2 separate regions of the Mus musculus genome follow, and region 1 is linked to region 2. A link is a loop called in an ENCODE intact Hi-C map of the cell type or tissue named here. Cell type or tissue: left cerebral cortex. All regions are shown on one strand. Region 1 overlaps Ica1 (islet cell autoantigen 1). Region 2 overlaps Ica1 (islet cell autoantigen 1).

The links. Peaks named below come from ENCODE experiments on the same cell type or tissue, not always from the same donor. Only the 100,000 strongest peaks of a DNase experiment are listed, where the experiment ranks them.
Region 1: it touches region 2 in a loop (4-fold over the local background); 6 of 42 quality-filtered maps call a loop at or near these places.

Annotation. Positions count from the first base shown.
Region 1 is chr6:8,718,711-8,721,210 of GRCm38, reverse strand. The region is part of intron 6 of Ica1 (islet cell autoantigen 1); the gene reads left to right. Among named protein-coding and RNA genes, the nearest start is that of Ica1, 59 kb to the left of the region's middle. In left cerebral cortex, no CTCF peak of the experiment used is centred here; DNase peaks (open chromatin) are centred at 685, 1,005 and 1,328; H3K27ac peaks cover 1,935 bases.
Region 2 is chr6:8,643,471-8,645,970 of GRCm38, reverse strand. It overlaps Ica1 (islet cell autoantigen 1), which reads left to right. Exons shown (of 14, transcript NM_010492.3): 13 at 1,729-1,998. Among named protein-coding and RNA genes, the nearest start is that of Gm35621, 21 kb to the right of the region's middle. In left cerebral cortex, no CTCF peak of the experiment used is centred here; DNase peaks (open chromatin) are centred at 91 and 1,150; H3K27ac peaks cover 1,864 bases.

The sequences.
Region 1 (2,500 bases), 75 kb before region 2:
CCAGGCTCACCCGTTTGGCTAGTCTGGCTGGCCAGCTTGCTCTGTGGAGTCCATCTCTGCCCCCTCCCTCAACTGCTATGCCTGGGATTAGCAGCGGGCACCACAACCACCCAGCTTTTACGTGGGTTCTGGGTATCTGAACTCAGGACTCTGAGCTTGCATGTTTTGCCCACTGGACCATCTTGCCAGCCTCTGCTCTATTTTCTAGCTTCCACAGTTCTCTCCTTTTTCATATGGAGTCTTCCAGATCTTATATTCTAAACCCAGAGTATTTGTACACTTGTGAACCCCAATTTTGTCCTTAACATTTGTCTACTGCTACAAATTCAGCCTTGGCTGTACTTGGCTTCACAGTGTTCTTCCCCTCCCCCTTCTAGGTTAAAATGTAAGATTCTCATTAATTTCTCTTCATGCTCAAGTTTACAAGAAATTGAAATATATAATATATAGATTCTAAACCAGGCATCTTTCTGCATGCATGTCACAGGCTTTCCTCCATCTGACGATGTGTATGTGTCAGCATAAGGCCCAAGAGAAGGCATAGGACATGTCTTCTACCACCAGGGTTTCCTAAGACTGAGGAGAAAACTTAGGATTCACTAGGATTTTATCCTGGCCACTGCAAACTGTTTCAGAGGAAGACATGAGAGCATCTCTAATTTTAAAGATTCCCACATCTTCTTCATCCATGCTGCTCATGGCTGCATCCTGAACCTCCTCCCTAAATCCTGCCAGGAAAAGCCAATGGTTAGTATACTGAAGCTATGTCGGCTAAAGTTTTGTTGGTACTTTATTGGCCTCCGTCTGCTTTTAATTCTCTGTAGAAAGAACTATCTTTGCTCCTTTTCTTCTTTCCTTTTTAAAAACAAGTCTTCTCTTCAAAAATTAAAGGGCTGGCTAACAGTTGTGACGTGAAGCCAGACCAAGAGTGGGCTTCCCAGGCCAGGCGCCCTCGTCTTTGCCCTTGGTGTATTATTAGCTTTTAGATTCAACATCTTGGATTGCTTAAGGACTTCTCCCTTGTGTCTCCCTCTTTGCCCCTGTTCTTTAATTTCAGCTAGTAAATCATGAAAGTAAAGCAGGCATGAAGAAATTTATGTGAGGCAAGTGTTTCAAAAAATAAAGTGAAGAATTCGATACACCTTTTCACATCCTTCAAACTAGAAGATAAGAATAGCATCAGAAGATGATGTTAAACATAGATTGTTCATTTTTTTAAATTTAAAGATGCATCTTTTTCATAGCACAAAAGCACAGCCGATATTTAAACTCCACAATGAATAATATGATAGGTTTATGTAAGATAATTAGCATATTTGAGTTTTTTCCCAGCCTGGAGTTTTTCTTCAGCATTCTGTCTTATAGATAGATATAACAACCATTTAAATATGTACATAGTACAGAATATTTCTAGTTAAATATTTGTAAAATGCTCTCACAAGTTTAGCATGCTGTTTCATATTCATTACTTTATCAAGGCTGCATGGAAGTTCAGTGAGGATGTGGTTTGTCTGGTTCAAAGGCAAGACCCCTAGGGCCACAGGAGTCTGACTTGTCCATAGTCACAGGGCCATACTAGACTTCCAGCCCAGGTATTGAACTCCAAAGCCAATAATCTTTCTACTCTTTTTCCCTCAATTTCTTCATGATCCATATAGTGTGTCTGTGTGTATAGTAGTAGTTCTCCGTGAAAGACAATGTCCCTGAGGTAGAAGGGCACCTTTATTTATGTTAGAGTAGTAGCCATTGCCTTCCCATGCATTGTGTTCTCTGGCCTCTGTATCACAGACCCCATGAGCTGATTTTACTAGCACACTTAAGGAATCTTTGGATATTTTCCTGTGAAGGCATTTGTCAGTCTCGGTATCCTCTGAACACCCACACATGTCTCTGTTGAGCATTTAGCCCTCTCTTTTACCTTGTCCCACAAATGTCCTTTTGAGGTCAAACTTCTTTGAGAGCTTGGATTTCTTAGAGTCATTCCTTCAAGAGTAGGCTTTAATCTTGATACCAAAAGTCTGGAAAGGAGGTCAAAGACTTATAGTTAGAAAAATAGATGTCACCAAGGCATGCTACTGAGCCCCAGATCCTGTGCACGCTGGCTATGGCAGACCTAAGGCCAAACTTCTTCTGAAAGGTTTTCACTGTTTAAAGTCACAGGAGCCCCACAACAAACTGCCACTCGAGGATCAGCTGACTCTAGTCACCTTACTCTTCCACTGATGCTGAGTTTATCAGTCCCCTGAGAAACAGGTTGGATATGGAGAATCCTGGGTCTCACCTAAGGATTTTGACTCAAGAGGCTTAGGCAGGAACCCAGGGATTCCCTGAATGGCTCCATCCATTACACTTAGAAACAGTTTTCCCAGGAAAACATGATGAGACAGCTAATGGCTGATTTAACAAAAAAGTTATAGTCTGCTTAAAAGACCCAAAGTTTCTCTCTTACAACTTGTTTTTGTTAAGTAAATATGACTTACATGCAAAAAAAAAAAAAAAA
Region 2 (2,500 bases):
CCTGGATGACCGCAGGCAGGCAAGCAGCCTGCACTACACCATCTGCCTTCCTTACCTACCCACCCAGTCTGGGGCCCTGCAGCCTGCAGGGAAGCCTGTTCACAGAAACAAGTTTTTTTCACCTAGCACGCCTACAGGCTATGTCTGACTGAAAATGCCTTTGATAACATAAACAATAAAAATTGCTTAAATTAGACAGTTGTCTGATTGAAGTGATGTTTTGCTACTATTTTAAAACTACAGTGATGGAAGCTACTAGATTTCCCCCTCCCTGATTTATAGCCAGTTTGTTGAGTTAAAAAACAAACAAACAAATGAAAAACCCTTATTCTCTAGATTTTTATGTAACATGTTGGTATAAATAGACTCAGCAAAAGAACCCAGAGAGGTTTTACTTAAGCAGCAACAACCTTAACTACTAATCATCAGATATATGAATATATTTGAGGAAATCCTGATAGCCTTGTTCATCATGCTCTTCAGAATTTTAGTGTTGCTCAGAAAAACATGGGAACCATGATGTTTTCCATGTTTCCTGGCTTATAATAATGTTTGTAGTTTGCACGTGGCAATTAAATTCCACAAACAAAAGCAACATGGAATACTTCCCTCCACTCTTTGTTCTTAAAATAGGCAGGAAAACTCAATGAAAGAGCTTTGCATAGGATTTATGAGCGCCATGTCCCGATTCTCCTTATAAGTAGTATTCAGTGTCCGGTTGCTCATTTTAAAGTCAGCTGGCCCTCCCTCTTACTACACGGCCTCAAGGATGACCTATTTGAGCATCAGAGGGCCACAGTCTGCTGAAGGTAGGTTGGGCCTGAACGCCCCTCTGGACTAGGGCTCATTACCACCTTCCAGTACTAATGTCTGAGGCCCACAAAGGGGCCCTCTGCATCAGACCTTGGCTTACCAGCTCCTTCCCTGTCACTTCTCTGGCTGCTACTCAGAGGCAAGCCAGATCCACCTTTCCTTTGCTTCTTGCAGATGTTACTACAAACATTCATCTCGGGTGGGCGGGCATCGATGCGCCTCCTGACATGCTCCTCGGGCCAGGGCGTGGTGAGGTTTCTCCCCAGCTTGGGTGGCGAGACAGGCTGCCACATGGAGTGCTTGCTGCTCCAGCCCAGGCAGTGTGGATTGAGGGCTTGTGTGGGAAGCTTCGGGACGGCTTACAGACGAGAAACTAAGATCTCCAGCAGCTTCCAATCCTGGCTTTGTTTCAGACCTGGGAGCATTTTTGTCAGATCTGCTTTTATGTTAAGGAAAAACCCAAACCCTAGACTTTGTGGAAAATATTTCAGTGCAATTCTAGTAATGCTCAAAAGCTATATTTGCTTTGGAAGGAAGGGGACAAGGGAACATAGAGTTGAAAATGTATTTCTGAAACCTGTTAATAAAGGGTGTCATGGGACAAATTTCTATTCTAGTTACCATTTCTTTTTCTTTTCTTTTTTTTTTTTGTTTTTTGTTTTTTGTTTTTTTCGTTTTTTCAAGACAGGGTTTCTCTGTGTAGCCCTGGCTGTCCTGGAACTCACTTTGTAGACCAGGCTGGCCTCAAACTCAGAAATCCGCCTGCCTCTGCCTCCCGAGTGCTGGGATTAAAGGCATGTGCCTTTACCATTTCTTAAGTCTAGCCATCATTCAGTTGGTCCCCATCAGCCTCGAGACAGCTCCCAGCTCCGAGCCCTCGAAGTCATGTGCTCTGTGCTCTGTTCCCTCCACCAGCGTGCCTGGGTCCCACGGCAGGGACCCCAGAACCTGAAAGTGGGGACAAGGATGACCTCTTGCTGTTGAATGAGATCTTCAGCACTTCCTGCCTGGATGAGGGAGAGTTCAGCAGAGAGTGGGCTGCAGTGTTTGGAGATGACCAGCTAAAGGAGCCAGCACCCATGGGGGCCCAAGGAGAGCCAGACCCCAAGCCCCAGATAGGCTCCGGATTCCTTCCGTCACAGCTTTTAGACCAAAATATGAAAGATCTCCAGGCCTCTCTGCAAGGTAGGTACTACAGTGACTAGAAACACTTTTATTGTTCATTCATTCCCCCACCCCTTTAATACAGAAGTATTTTTGCCTGTGTATGCATACTCTATTTTTACTTTATAACCAGTATCTTTTAATGTTATTATTAGTGTATTTGTCATTGTTTTATTATTATTATTATTACAGTGACTTTTTAGCTGAAATCTCCAGATCACACCCCAACTTTAAGATGTAGTGTCAGACTCAAGATCAGTTCTTTCTAATAATTTTCCCCCTCTCGGGACATTCTTAGGAGAGTGAGGGGAGGTTGTGGGTCTTGCTGTCTCACTTGGATTTAAGTTGTATGCTTCTGACTACGGCATACAAGGTAAATCCCTGTCACGGCCTCAGAACAAAGAGGGTTTCCACCCTGACCAAAGTATTCTTCATTCGCAAGGGTTCAGGGTGTACCAGGCCTCAGGGTCAGGCCAATGCTGGCTGAGCGTTGCTGGTGTGCCCACCCCCACCCCCACCCCCA